Linked DNA regions of Mus musculus: region 2 is linked to region 1. A link is a loop called in an ENCODE intact Hi-C map of the cell type or tissue named here. Cell type or tissue: left cerebral cortex. All regions are shown on one strand. Links, peaks and the distances in the headings refer to the core of each region. The heading gives the core; the rest is flanking DNA.

What was found. Hi-C counts contacts between places; a loop is a spot of excess contacts. Peaks named below come from ENCODE experiments on the same cell type or tissue, not always from the same donor. Only the 100,000 strongest peaks of a DNase experiment are listed, where the experiment ranks them.
Region 2: it touches region 1 in a loop (2.5-fold over the local background); 1 of 42 quality-filtered maps calls a loop at or near these places.

Annotation. Positions count from the first base shown.
Region 1 is chr5:34,365,835-34,373,116 of GRCm38, reverse strand. Fam193a (family with sequence homology 193, member A) reads right to left here and starts at 3,184. Exons shown (of 21, transcript NM_001243123.1): 1 at 2,690-3,184. The coding sequence starts at 2,911. In left cerebral cortex, for the core only: no CTCF peak of the experiment used is centred there; DNase peaks (open chromatin) are centred at 1,964, 2,382 and 3,382; H3K4me3 peaks cover 2,387 bases; H3K27ac peaks cover 1,313 bases.
Region 2 is chr5:34,285,511-34,292,792 of GRCm38, reverse strand. Zfyve28 (zinc finger, FYVE domain containing 28) reads left to right here and starts at 4,469. Exons shown (of 13, transcript NM_001015039.1): 1 at 4,469-4,694. The coding sequence starts at 4,656. It overlaps Cfap99 (cilia and flagella associated protein 99), which reads right to left and starts at 4,128. Exons shown (of 16, transcript NM_001370805.1): 1 at 4,033-4,128. In left cerebral cortex, for the core only: a CTCF peak has its summit at 4,330; DNase peaks (open chromatin) are centred at 4,243, 4,840, 5,438 and 5,810; H3K4me3 peaks cover 2,697 bases; H3K27ac peaks cover 2,366 bases.

The DNA.
Region 1 (7,282 bases), core at 1,526-5,525:
ACAGAAAAACGCTGTTAGTTGTCTCAGGCTTTAATGCCATTCACTTTCTTGGTCCATGAATAACGCTCACTGCAGATTTCAAATTTTGAAAGCTTGAAGCATGTGGGAAAAGGAAAGAATAAGCTTCAGAATGCCCACCATAGTCTTTGTGGACAAGACTTTCCTATGTAAATCCATATGCACACAATATTTTACAAAAACAGCTCTGTGCTATAAACACCTATAATCCTTTCCACTTTAATGTATCATGAACATTATGAAAATCATCTTAAAATAGAAATGCAAAATAATTAGATTTACTCTTGATATGCTTCACCTAACTGTTCACTGAGTGAGTAGTCTAACCATTGCACAAGCTCAAGTCCAAGACCTGAGTCCAAATTTCCCCATTTCACAATTAGAATAAAAAACAAAACAACAACAAAAACATTAGCCCTATTATCTAGAAGCAGAACCCCTAAAAAGACCAGCTCAGCATCCTGAAACACAATGGCCACAATCATACATCACTTACAGACTGCCACTAAACACTGCTTGCAATCTTCCCTACATTTATTTGTTTAATCTTAAGCCTAGGATCTGAGTGCCCAACAAGGAGTACAGGTCTGACACCAAGCACAAAGGAACCTCAGAAACTTAAATCTGTGCAACCTGCACCCTGAGCCTTGGACACCAGAGTTTACTTCTGGACCAACAATTTCACAAGAAGTTACCCATACCCACATTTCCACTAACTAGCTCAGGAGCCACCTCAAATAAGATAGTATAACCTACAGTTCTGTGCCCAGCACTAAGAGCAATGTGGGACTCCCTACTAAGGATAAGGACAGTCCTTCCTGTCCTTTCTTAGTCACCTTCTGGTTTGGTGACCTAGAGAGAGTAGAGGAAGCTCAAGACTTCTCTCTGGGAAGTACAGGTCCAACAGTTACCTGACATTGTTATGCATACCTGTGCTGTGCCATATAAGGCACCCAAAGAGCTTACCATTTTGTATGGAAACTGGATTTTCAGAGTTCTGTGGAGCTGGGTATGATGGTGATGCTTTTAATCCAAGCAATAGGGAGACAGAGGCAGGCAGACCTCTGTTGAATTCCAGGTCAGCCTGCTCTACATAATGAGTTCTAGGACAGCCAAAACAGAGAAAGACCCATTCTCAAATCAAATCAAAACAAAAAAGATCTCTGGGGTTACAAGGATATTTTTAGTTCTACTGCTATGAAGACTTGTTTTGTATATGAGGAAAACACAAAAAGATGTTTAAACTAAACACACCTTAACTTTAAAATACAATAAAAGCAATGTTTTTACATGATGTATGTCTAAATTCAATAACGCACAGAGAAATGTGTGAACAAGTATTTTATTAAGGAAATGAAGTAGAACAGCAAAGACCAGAAAAGACTGGGAATCCTTTTATGAAACTTTTTTGTGTATGATTGTTTTTAATGGTGGGTGATGGCCCAAACTCTTGATGCATAATAGTTCAACACAAACAATTCTGTCAAAATTATGCATAATCTGAGTTTGAAGAGCTACAAAAAGCAAGTTATTTCAGGTAATTCTATGTTATGTTGCAATTACTCAATCCTACCTAGCACGAGGTATGAGGAGTAAGGCTCCTTGTTAGCAGCTGGTCTTCACTGTACATACAGAAATGGATGTACTTCACTTCCAGCTCCAGCAACCACTATTACCCTTTCTATAAAGCTTTCGAACAGGCCAACCTCCCACCTTCCCCTTCCAGCAAAAGCAAAGGCGACCCACAAAGTCCCAAAATGAAAAATCACAACCTCATTTTAAACTAGAGCTGTCCAGAGTCAAGAAAAAGGCCAAACTCTGGAAACTCAAACCCAAGGACAAACCCCAGATGCTAAACAAATGTAACAATACTCCGCGAAGAAAGCTCCCAAAGTTGCACCAAAACTGCAGAGAACACCGGGAACAAATAAGGAAAACTTAAGTATTTATCCATTACTGTACTTTCTTGCAACAACATGAGCATCAAAACCCATGCCCATCCCCAACAATTTTCTCAACTGCTCTCAATACATACTGTGCCAACACAATATTCCGAATCTCATTAAAAAAAAAAAAAATCTGCCTCATGACTTGGCACACAAATACCCCTTAAAGCTTTGGTTTCTTCACTGTGGATGTCTTTTTAAAAGAAGATAACTTGTTTTAGCAACCTTACAAGAACGCAACTTGAGAGAAACCCATAATCATTCGGTGGCCAATCCAATCTATAGAACCGATTATGCCAACTGCATCCCACGTACCAGCACTATCTTCTGAAACAGAATAAAAGAGACAGCGGTCCATCCACAGCATGCCTGCGTAAGTAAACCTGAAAAAATAGTTACCCCAACCCTTGCGACTATCCTCAGCTGACACTCCTGAGGAAAGAGACCCCGGCGGCTCCCGAGAGCTTACAGCAGCAGGCACAGAGGGCAAGACAGCCGCGCCCGTGGTGCGCCAGGCGGTACCCAGAAACTTCTAGGGGGCACTTTTCAAGGCCACAGTCGGTGTGCCTCGGGGGTCCCGCCGGCGCCGCCCTCCCTCCGCCGCGCTCGCGCCCGGGAGGAGCTGTCAGCTAGGCAGGCGCCGGCCCGTTATCCGCCGGCCGCGCCCGCCCGGCCGCTCGTGAGGGGGCGGCGGCCGCTCCCGCCCGCGGACCCCTGCTGCTTACCTCGAAGTAGCCTCCGGCGGCACCGCCCGCACCCGCGCCCAGAGGCCCGTGGGCCGCCGCGCCGCCCAGCAGGCCCGCCGCGCCGGGGCCCGGGGCCTGGGGGCCGCGCAGGGCCGCCGCCGAGCCGGCCTTGCCGCCCGAGCCGCCGCCACCCGAGCCACCGCCGCCGCCGCGCTTGTTCTTCCGGCGCTTGGCTCCGCGCTTAGCGTCGGCCGGGCTCATGGCGGGAGTGAGGGACGGAGGACGGCGGGCGGGGAAGGGGCGCGGGCGGGCGCCGGGCCGCGGGCGGCGGCGGCAGCGGCGGGCAGGCGGAGGCGGCGGCGGGCGCTGCGGCCGGCCGGGCGGGGGGCGCGGCGCGGGGTCTCCTCCCGGGCTGGGAGGGCGGGGCGGACGGGATCTGAGGGGCAGCTGCTGGCGAGAGCGACGCGAGTCCACCGGGCCCGGTGCCGCCGCTGACCAGAGTTAAGAGTCCAATATGGCGGACACAAGGGGAAAGGGATCCCAGTTTACGTCGGGGGAGGGGGGAAGCAGCGGCAGGGGGAGGGGCGCGGGCGGCCGCCCCCCGCACTCCGCCCTCCCGGGCGGCGCGCCCCTGGCCTGGGACCCCGCCCCCGACGCCACGCGCGAGGCATGCCGGGAGCTGTAGTTCCAGCCGCCCGCGGCTCCGCCCGGGCGTGTGGGGCGGGACCACGACTCCCGTAGGGCCACGCGCAGTTAGTCGTGCGGGGAGAGGGTGTGCCTAGGGTGACGTCCGGCGCCGCGTGGCCCTGTGGAATCTGTAGTCCGCGCACGGACGGAGCTGGAGGCGGGCGGGGTCCAAGAGGGTCTCGCAGTTCCAACTCTGGCGGTCTCTCAGTTCCTTTAGTACAGCCTCCTGCCAAAGACCCAAGCTCTTGCCCTGCTCGTAGTGGGCCCTGCTGACTTTGGCCCAGTCCAGGTTCGAGCGTGCCCCTTTCACCTGTCGCTGTGTGACCTTGGCCTATGCCAGGGCCAGTGGAAAGAGGGCCGGCATCCGCCGACTGGTAATTCACTGCATCTGCGCTGACAAGGCCTGCAGTAAGCAGGAGCCTGCCTCACTCCTTCCTCGCTTCTCTTTAAAGTCTCCATACTTAAAGGAGCGCTTCCTCAGGCCATCGCCCATGCTATTCATCACTTTCCATTCACCACATACCAGGAGGACTTTAGTTCAGGACAGAAGTCTGGACCACTACCTAGAAACCTTGTTCCTTGGCGCCCTGCTTATCGCCTATAGGTACAAGGACCCAAACCAAAGGTTTCCCGCAGTTCATACCTATTTTTGATTCCATCAGTGGAACCAAGTGCTATCTGTTGAGATTAGCATTGCGACATACAGACATGCGCTCCTGAACCATCTCCTATTACCTCCTAGTTAGTCATTCTGGCCCAATTCAGCAATTCTGACCCATTTTTCACCCCAAACCTGAGCAGCCCAATGTGATGAACCCCGTTTCAATGACTAACTTCCCAATAGAATGAAGGTCCCTCACCCAAACAGGTCTTGGATAGCTCTGATATTAAAGTGTAGTAGGATGCCAGGCTAAATCTCCCTCAGTACTCCATAGGTGGGCAGTGTCAGGACCGCCCCTTCCCTCCATTTCATCTAAGGAGTCCAGTTGAATGCCTCCCTACTTCCATAACCACTTTGCTTTCTTCTGTTCTTGGCACATTGGCATGGAGTTGAAATTTTTAAGTGTCATTAGTATCCTAGAGGGCACAGGATATAGAAGTGCTTGCCTCCACCATAATCCCAACCCCTTGCAGGCACAGGGCTGGGCATGCAGCACTCCAGTAATTGCTAGGTGAATGAATGACCATTTGTCCAGCAGTGCAGTCATTCTCTGTCAAATCTCCATTCACACATACACTCTCCTGAGAGGTGCTATTAGTCATAGTCTATGGATAAGAAACAGGTTTATAGGTGCTAAGGATGTTGCCCAAAGCCACTCTAGTTTTCAGAGGCAAGGCCCAGATTCTAGCTCAGGTATAACTTTGGGCACCAACATAAGTGTATGTACAAAGACACTTTGTTTCTAGAGCAAATGAATTCACAGAATCTCTAAGCTTCTATAAGGAGGCCGAAGAGGGTTTTTTTTGTTGTTGTTGTTTTTGGTTTGGTGTTTGTTTTGTTTGCTTGGTTGGGTGAGTTTTTGGTTTGGTTTTTCGGTTTTGCTTTTGTTTCAGTTTTTCAGACAGCATCTCACTGTATATTTCTGGCTGGCTTTGAACTTGATATGTAGACTATACTACTCAGAGATCCTCCTGCCTCTCAGCCTTCCATGTTCTGGGACTAAAAGTGTGTGCCACCACCAGCTTCGTTTTATTCTAACCACCTGGGAGAGCCATGGAAGGCTTTTAAGCAGGGAATGCCATGGAGATGCATACTTCGTTTTATATATTTTAATTAAATTTGAATAAGTGCTTGCTTGCCTGTATGTATATGTACCACATGTATACCTGAAGCCAACAGAAGGCAGAATATCATATACATAATATATAGTGTTTTATTATGTAATATATATGTTTATATTATATATTATACTTAAAATATGATTTATATGTGTAATATATAATAATACATATATGTGTGTGTGTGTGTAAAATGGCACATGCTTTTTATCCCAGTAGTCAAGAGGCTGAGGTAGGCAGATCTCTGTGAGTTTGAGACCACGCAGATCTACAGAGTAAATTCCAGGACAACCAAAGACAGAAACCCTGTCTCCAGAAAAAAAATAAAAAATTAAGATTTTAAAAATGGGAGATAGCCGGGCGGTGGTGGCACACGCCTTTAATCCCAGCACTTGGGAGGCAGAGGCAGGCAGATTTCTGAGTTCAAGGCCAGCCTGGTCTACAGAGTGAGTTCCAGGACAGTCAGGGCTACAGAGAAACCCTGTCTCAAAAAACCAAAAAAAAAAAAAAAAAAAAAAGGGAGATAAATCAACGTAAACACCATAACTATCAAATATGCCAGTAGGCAAGCATGCTGTCACTGAGCTACACTACAGACTGCAAATGCCCAGGTATGACCCAGAAAGGAAAGTTCTATGGCACACAGTTGGGGAAAAAAGGATGCAGTGCCATAGAAGCATAGTCTACCTAACGGAAGCTCCACCTGCCCATGATTTCAAGATGCTCAGGGACTCCTAACCAAGATAAAAATGAGAACAAAAGCAAACCTACACTGAAATCAATCTTAAGCAACCTTACACAAAAACATCAAAGATCTCTGACATCTTTCCAGTGAAGCTAACTAGCCAGCAAACTAGAGTTATTAAAAAACAAATCTAGAGAGTGGTCTTTAAAATGTTTCAACAAGTTATGTTGAGACAATTTAACTACCTTAGAAGTCCTGGTCCTCCTGCCTCAGCTTCTGTAATTCTAGGATTAGGTATAGAAGTTGAGGTATGTTCATCTCTTTTCACATGGTTTCTGGAGCTTCTGTTTTATGCTTTTAGCATTTGTCTGTTCAGATTCACCATCTTTAAAGTATTCAAGAGCCACTCAAGGCTTATAAGTATCATACTCAGGAATCTCTTATTTTTAAATCTCGCTTTGAGACAGAATGTTACTGTGTCACCTAAATTGGCCTTAAACTCATGTTCCAATTGTCTTAGCCTCTGGGGTGCTTACGTTATAGACATATGTCACTGTACCTGGTTGTATCTGGTTTCTTTAAAGAAAAATAAAGTCTTGCTGGGCGGTGGTGGTACACGCCTTTAATCCCAGCACTTGGGAGGCAGAGGCAGGCGGATTTCTGAGTTCGAGGCCAGCCTGGTCTACAGAGTGAGTTCCAGGACAGCCAGGGCTACACAGAAAACCTGTCTCAAAAAAAAAAAAAAAAAAAAAAATTAACAGCTCTGGCTCTCCTGGAACTCATTTTGTAGTCCATGTTAGCCTCAAACTCACAGAGATCTACCTGACCTCTTTCTCAGTGCTGAGATTAAGGGTATATGTCACCATCACCATGCTACAAATCCTTAAATAGTATTGGGTTTTGAGTTAAAGCCCAGAGTGGTCTAGAAATTGCAGTCATTTTATGCTGGGGGTTACAGGACCATCATGCTTAGCTATTTGGCTTCCTTAAAAAAATACTTAGTCATGTGTTTGTGTGTATGTGGTTGTATTGCCTGCATGTATGTCTATGAACAATGTGTATGCCCATGGAGGCAAGAGGAGGACATGGATTTCCTGGGACTGCCATTACAGTTGTGACACACCATGTGGGTACTGCAAATTAAGCCCAGGTCCTCTGCAAGAGGAATGTCTTTGTTACTTTTTTTTTTTTTTAGATTTATTTATTTTTATTATATATAAGTACACTGTAGCTATCTTCAGACACTCCAGAAGAGGGAGTCAGATCTCATTATGGATGGTTGTGAGCCACCATGTGGTTGCTGGGATTTGAACTTCAGACCTTCGGAAGAGCAGTCGGGTGCTCTTACCCACTGAGCCATCTCACCAGCCCCTTTGTTACTTTTCTACTGCCCAGACATAACACCACGCATGACCAAAGGTTCTTATTTGAAAAAAAAAAAAAAAAAGAACAAACCAAACACACAAAAGAACAAAACAAAA
Region 2 (7,282 bases), core at 2,088-6,087, 81 kb after region 1:
CTGGACACAGTGCTGAGAAGTGGCTGCTCTTCTCCACAGGTTCAAGGCAGCAGTTCGTGACTGCAGGGAGTCAAGGTAGCAGGAGCCTGGCCAATGACCACATTGCATGCAGAATGTGAAAGGAAACTAAATACATCTAGTGCACAAAGGAAAACAGAGGGATGGTCGCATCCTAAGGTTCGGCTTGCCTTCTCCGCAGTAATTGTAATCATTGTGTACAGCCCAGGATCCCTGGTGGGACACCCAGACCATGGACTGGTCCTGCTCACAGTTAAGGTGAGTGAGTCTTTCCACAGGGTTAAGGTAATCAAGATTACACCCTCCCACCCAGGCAGGCATGTCCAGTGGTCTCTCAGGTTGTCGAGGTCCTATCTACATGCTAACTATCATTAGATACTCTGATGGGAATATTAGATTTTCCTTTTTCAGTAAGTTTCCAATCTGGAAGCCCAGGTCTTGGGCTGAATTGATGTGGATGTGTTGCCCAGGGTGCCAGGGAGCAAAGACTGCTTCCTGCTCCCCTGCTATGGAGCCTGTGTGTCTCTGCAAAAAGGGTGGGTCAAGTGCCCGAGGCTGACCTGAGTCAGGGAGGATGGAAGGAATTAATTCAAGCCCTCCCAGGTCTAGAGTTGACCTTGGTAGAGGATCCAAATGGAATGGACCAAAGAACCAACCTGAAGGTGGGAGGGAGCTCCCAGGAGCCAGCCTGACCCTCTGCTCACTGTGTGGTGGAGGCTGCCTTGCCCCACACCTGGGCAAAGAGCAGGTGCTTTGTGAGGGTGGATAGACTCTGAATCCCCTCTGAAATTCACCTAAAGTTTGAGAAAAACAATCATATCTGCGACTGGAGAACAGGCATGGGCTCAGCCAACTCTGAAGCATGCTTCGAGCACCTCAACTCTACACTAAGTTTTGGTTTAATTTTTTTCTTGTTTATTTTTGTTTTGGGGAAGGTGGTCTTGATATGTAGTGGAGTCTGGCTTCAAAATCTCCATCCTCCTGCCTCTGCTTCCTCAGTGCTGGGATCACAGGCCCACATATCCACAGCCAGACTCAGCTTTACTTAAAATAATTGTCTGTTTACTTGCTTTTAGTGCAAGAGACAGAACCCACAGCATCTCCTACACTGGGTAATTGGTCCAATACTGAGCCACATCTCAAGTATCTCAGTATTATTTAGTTTGCGGGTGAGAATTGAGATCTAACTCCTAAGTGGATTGATTACCTTTAAATATGGCTCTTTAACTCCATTCTCGAATCAGGGCTCAATGGTCTGGCCCTTGAGGTAACCTGGAAGGCAGGCTGAAGCAAGCAAGGAGGGTTCGTTTCTATCAGATGCAATCCACTTCAACAGCTTAGGCCATATCAAACATATGTTAGTGAAAGCACCCTCTTTCCCCACAACTAAAGCTGCTCTGCTAAGTGTGGCGGCTACTGTTGAGGTTTTGTCTTTTACTGTGTATCACAATGTTAAGTGTTGGGGGAGGGGAAAGACCAGGAGTCTGCACATAGACCTAAGTGACCCTGCCCCCAGGCTATTTCTGATTGGTATATAAAGATGCCAATAGCTAATAGCTGAGCAGAAGAGACATCGGTGGGGTTTAGATTTTCTGGGCTTGGGATTGGAGAAGAACCATGAGAAGAAGAAGGTGCAGGAGGAAGGAGAAGCCACCATAGGTTTAGATGAGCTGGCCTCGAGGGCTGGCCAATTGAAGTTAAGAGCAGCCCAGATGAAACATAGTAAGTAGTAAGTAATAATTTGGGGTTATCAATAGGAAAGTAGATTCTAATTGCATATAAGGTAGGTATCTGCTCAGCTGTTGTGCTGTTTAAGGCTTATTGTAAATATAAAGGTTGTGTCTTTTATCCATGAACTAAATGGTCAAAGACTGTGTAGAAACCCCAGGTTGGAATTAAAAATTTCTACAACAGGCTATGAAGCCACTCCTTGCAGCTTTCTCTTCCCTCCTGAACTACAAAGCCTGACTCTCACTTGGGCCTATTGTTACCCAACCGGTCAGTGACATTTCTCAGCCTCCTTGAAAGCTGGCTATGGTCGTGTGTACAAGTTCTTCCATCTCTCAGAAGTACTAGAGAATAAACTGTGGGAGCATTAGCCTGAAGTGTAGGACATCTCTTTCTTCTCTTTTCCAGTAGGTTCATGGGCTTAGGAGGCGATGGCTAGAACCAGTGCAGCCATCCTGAATCCTCAGTAAACAGGTCAAGGATGGTAGCCAGAAAGCTGGTTCCTGTTGCATGTCCAGAATTACCTCTGCACACATCTCTCTCTCTTTTTTAAAGATTTATATGTAAGTACACTGTAGCTGACTTCAGACACACCAGAAGAGGGCATCAGATCTCATTACGGGTGGTTGTGAGCCACCATGTGGTTGTTGGGTTTTGAACTCAGAACCTTCAAAAGAGTAGTCAGTGCTCTTACCCGCTGAGCCATCTCACCAGCCCTGCACACATCTCTTGAATGTGAACAAATCTGTCATGCTGGGATCTTTCTGCCTATAGTTAAGCCTGATCCTGATATACCTACCTCCTTGGGCTCAGCCTTTATCTTGGGCACAACTTCCAATATGAAGCATAGAAACAGCTTCTGCACAGTAATAGCCCCAGGCTTTGGAGTTGGCCAAGGGTGAACAGACACCAGATAATTTATTAATCTACTTACTACTGGACATGAATTCATGTGTCTGCTCAACGTCTTCACTTGGAGAAGATGATGGCTTTGGGAAGAGCTGCTTTTAGTTTTCTTTTAAAATTTTTTTACTTATTTTTATGTGCGTGTATATATGGGTGCATATGTAAGTGTGTGCACTTCCATGGGGCGGCCAGAAAATGACCGTAGTGTAGCCCTGGCTGTCCTGGAACTCACTTTGTAGACCAGGATGGCCTCAAACTCAGAAATCTGCCTGCCTCTGCCTCCCAAGTGCTGGGATTAAAGGCGTGCGCCGCCACGCCCAGCTCCACCTTGTGTTTTGGGCAGAGTTTCCCATTATTGTGGTGCTCACCAACTAGGCAATAGGCTACATTGACTAGTGAACCCCGTGGGTCCATCTTCTTAGCCTCTGAAGTGCAGCGATTGTAAATGTCATAATGCCTGGCCTTTTTTACAAAAATATATTTATTTCTTATGTTTATGTGTATTTGCCTGCATGTATGTATGTGCATCACATGCATGCAGGGCCCATGAAGTCCAGAAGAGGGGTTTGATTATTTGGAGGTGGAGTTACAGAAAGTTGTGAGCAGCCATGGAGGTGCTGGTGACTGAATCTGGGGCCTTGCCAAGAGCACCCACTGCTCTTAATCACCGTGCTATCTCTCCAGTCCATGCCTAGGGTTTTTGTTTTTGTTTTTGTTTTTCCAGTGAGTTCTGGCATGCTGAACCTTCTTCCACTAATTAGGCAAACACGTCACTGATTGAGCTATCTTCCCAGCCCCACAAGCAGTTTTTATGACTGAGAGAGTATACAGTTGTGGACATGTTGACTCTAAGGTGATCTGTTAGTTGTACAAATAGTGAAGAACAGGCAAACATCTGAATTCAAGCATTTAGGCTGGAGGGAAAAAATGTTTTTAAAACCACGTAGCTGCCTGGAACTACATAGAAATGGGTGGAGAGCAGCTTCCAAGGAGTAAGAAGGGAGCTACAAAGCAGGTCCAGGGCTGAGGGGCTAAGGGAAGATGCAGGAACTGCTAGGGTACACACACTGTATTAAGAGGTAGTCATCTGGGTCACCTGTTAACAGAGAGAGAGAGAGAGGGAGAGAGGGAGAGAGGGAGAGAGGGAGGGAGGGAGGGAGGGAGGGAGGGAGGGAGAGGGAGGGAGAGAGAGAGATTGATTGGAGGTGGTGGAAAACACCCTACTTTTATTTTTGGAGGTGGGAAGAAAAGCGCAAAGGTAGCTCGCTAAGGCCAGAAAATAGGCAAAGATTGGAGAACTGGAGAAAACGAGTTAGGGAGAAGAGGATGGGCTGTGCCTGGCTCCCTGTGGCGGCCCCTCACCTTAACCTGCCTGCCTACCTGCGGGCCTCTTGGCCTTCCTTGGCTTTAACCTCGTAGTCTGTCCAGGCGCCGCGGGCGGGAGCGTTCACTGGCCAGCTCCGGTACCCGCAGATCGCCTAGGCATCGTTTGGGCGCCGTCACCTAGCAACGCCGCGCAGGCCCTGCCCGCGGTGGGCGCCGGGACCTGTAGTCCTGAGCCTCCCTCCCTTGGTGCGCGTCCCGGGTGGGGTACGGCGTGGCGTTGGGCGGGGATTGGCGGCCTCGCCGGGCTCGCCCCATCCACCACTTGCAGCGGGCCGGGGGCGTGCGGCGCCTCCGGCGCATGTGCGGTCGTGACCGGCGGAGGCGCTGGGTGCTCTTAAGCCGTGAAGCACCGCGCGCCCTGTGCCCGCGCCTTTCCGCGCGCCCGCCCGCTCGCGGGTTTGGGTCGGCCGCGCGCCGCTTGCTGAGCATCCTTCCGGCCGCGCACCTGCCCCGCGCACCTGCAGCCAGCTGCTCGGCGCTAGGCGCCGCGCACACGATCTGCTTGCTCAAGCAGGTCCCGGCCCTGCCTGCGTGTCCACCCCGCGCCGCAGCCGGACCCGGGCGCAGCGCTGCAGAGGGCGAGGGCCGCCCGGAGCGTGGCTCGGGCCGGCGCGGCGATGATGAACAGATTCCGAAAGTGGCTGTACAAACCCAAGGTGAGCGGCTCCAGCTGCGGACCATGTCCCGGCGTCGCGCTTTCCCCCCTCCAGATCCCTTATCCTGCAGGTCCCTCCTTGATAGATAGACCTCGTTTCCTTGGCCCTGTATGAATTTCTTTCTCCAGTTCATGGGATGCCCTTTCCCTGCATTCCGCGACTTGGACAGACCATGTACCTGGCGCGCATTGACTGCTCTTTTCCAGTACCAGACGGGGCTCTTTCTTTCGGGCCTGGGTGTACTGTCATGTTTCTCCTCGTCTGGATACTAGATGGGCTGGCTCCAGCTCGCACCCAGCGGTCCCAGCCTGCGTGCTCAGAGCCCCTACTTCTCTTGGTTCCCTCTAGCCTCACCGCTGATGCTCCTTCATCTTTTCGCAACACAATTATTCTGTCCTAGGATAGTGGGTCTCCCACCCTCCCTTCGCACTTGGGAACCGACCGTTTCATTCCCCTTTCTCCAACCTTAGGCTTTGGTCAGACTCTTTCTTCCCGTATCTTAGAGGTCCCTCACGCCGCGGTCTGGTCCTCTATCCCAAAACGGAGTAATTGGATCTTGGTCCAGTTCTCATCTCTATCCTGTTCCGGTAGCCGCCTGCACCCTTTTGGATCTCCGACCAGTCCTCTGCCCAGTCGCGGGGTGAGGCTCGTGGAGCTTGAAGCTTCAGTGGGCCGGAGGTGCGATTCACCAGCCAGTTCGGGTCCAGGCGGCGCGCCCCGGCAGCCGTGCCAGTCGCACTGCGGGCGCTGCGTCCCGCTGCCTGCCTGGGGCTGGCAGCCCGGAGCCGGACCCGGTGCGCTCTGTTCGCAGCTGGGCGATGCAAAGCTAGGATCCAGCGAAGATCCAGGACGCAGCTGCGGCGTCCAAAGCTGCGTGTTGGGGGTTGGCGGAGTCTGGGGACGCCAACGCTGGAGGTCTTCAGAGGGTCACGACCTGGGTGGGGTCACTGCAAAGACTAAGGGCGGGAGCAGTGCAGCGGCTGCGTGCTGGTATCTCCGAAGTCAGAGGCCTCCTTCTCTTTGGCCCACCCAAGGAACTGACCGCTCTCCCGCCGTGACTAGCCACATTTCTTGATTTAGGGTTTCTGTCCCAGACTCTGTGAATGGTCTCTCGGAGTGGGGCGAGTATTCTGGAGAGACAGCTGGTCTGTTTGGAAGACTGGCATTTGAGGTTTAGGGGACTTTCAGGGATCTGAATCTGTTACAGTTTTTGTCTGCCGAGGTCGGGAAGTTTTTCCTTAGGTTAGAGAATGTTGGGGTGAAGGCTTACAAAGCATGGGGCTGCCTTTGATCAGCCTCGGACTGGACAGAAGGTATTCTGGAGTCTTGTGCGCTGGTGCAGCAGCGGCTCGTGCTCCTGTCTTCCTGGTTGTGGGCAAATATACTGGGGGGTGGGGTTGTGTGTGGGGAACCCTTGCGACCCTTGCGATGGGTGTGGTTTGAGTCTTGCTTGCCCTTAGCCACGCCCTAGGCGTCTGGCACTCTCTTTGCTGCAATCCCTTCAATGTGCACAGTCCTGCCTGCTGATGGTTAGTGGGTCTGCTAGCGGCTGCAGCAGCTCCTGCTCTGCTTATCTGCACAAGGAGTGCCCCCCGCCCCAATTGAGTGAATTTTTAGCACAAGAAAAACAAAACCAAACGACAACAACAACAACAACAACAACAACACAAGTTCAGTACTGAAAAAGTCATTGCAGAGGTGGGATTTACTTTTTCAATAACAAATGTCAGGGGAGCAGGTGGGAGTGTTTGCATGCCCGAGCTACGTCCCTGTCTCTCAGAATGCTTCTCAGAATGTGTACCGGCTAGTTTTGTGTCAACTTGACATAGCTGGAATTATCACAGAGAAAGGACTTCAGTTGAGGAAATGCCTCCATGAGATCCAACTGTAAGGCTGTAAGGCATTTTCTCAATTAGTGATCAAGGGGAAAAGGCCCCTTGTGCGCCCCCCCCCCCCCAATCTCTAGGCAGGTAGTCTTGGGCTCTACTAGAGAGCAGGCTGAGCAAGCCAGAGGAAGCAAGCCAGTAAAGAACATCCCTCCATGGCCTCTGCATCAGCTCCTGCTTCCTGACCTGCTTGAGTTCCAGTCCTGACTTCCTTGGTGATGAACAGCAGTATGGAAGTGTAAGCTGAATAAACCCTTTCCTCCCCAACTGCTTCTTTGTCATGATGTTTGTGCAGGAATAGAAACCCTGACTAAGACAGAATGCTTGTGGGGCGCTGGGGCGTCCAGGTGCCATTCCAGCAGTGCTACAGTAGGAAAGGTGTGTTCTGTGACCCTCCTTAACTGTTTGAAAGGAAGGAGCAGTGCCTACTTAACCATTGGTTATCACTCACAGTTAATTCACAGTGGTCTTCCTTTGTTGTGCCCCAAAGTTAAGTATCATGTCCATAACGTTCCCTGTTGAGCAGTAGATTGCTTTCTAGGTACAGACCATGGCAAGTGGAGAGCTGAGTTGGTAACTTTGGGTGATTCAGCCCAAAGCCATGTACTTTTTAGAAGGGAAGAGATAGGTTAGACCCCCCCCCCCTGCAGCTGTCCTCTTCCTCATTGTCATTTCTCAATAAGCTGTCTGTTACTGTCCTTG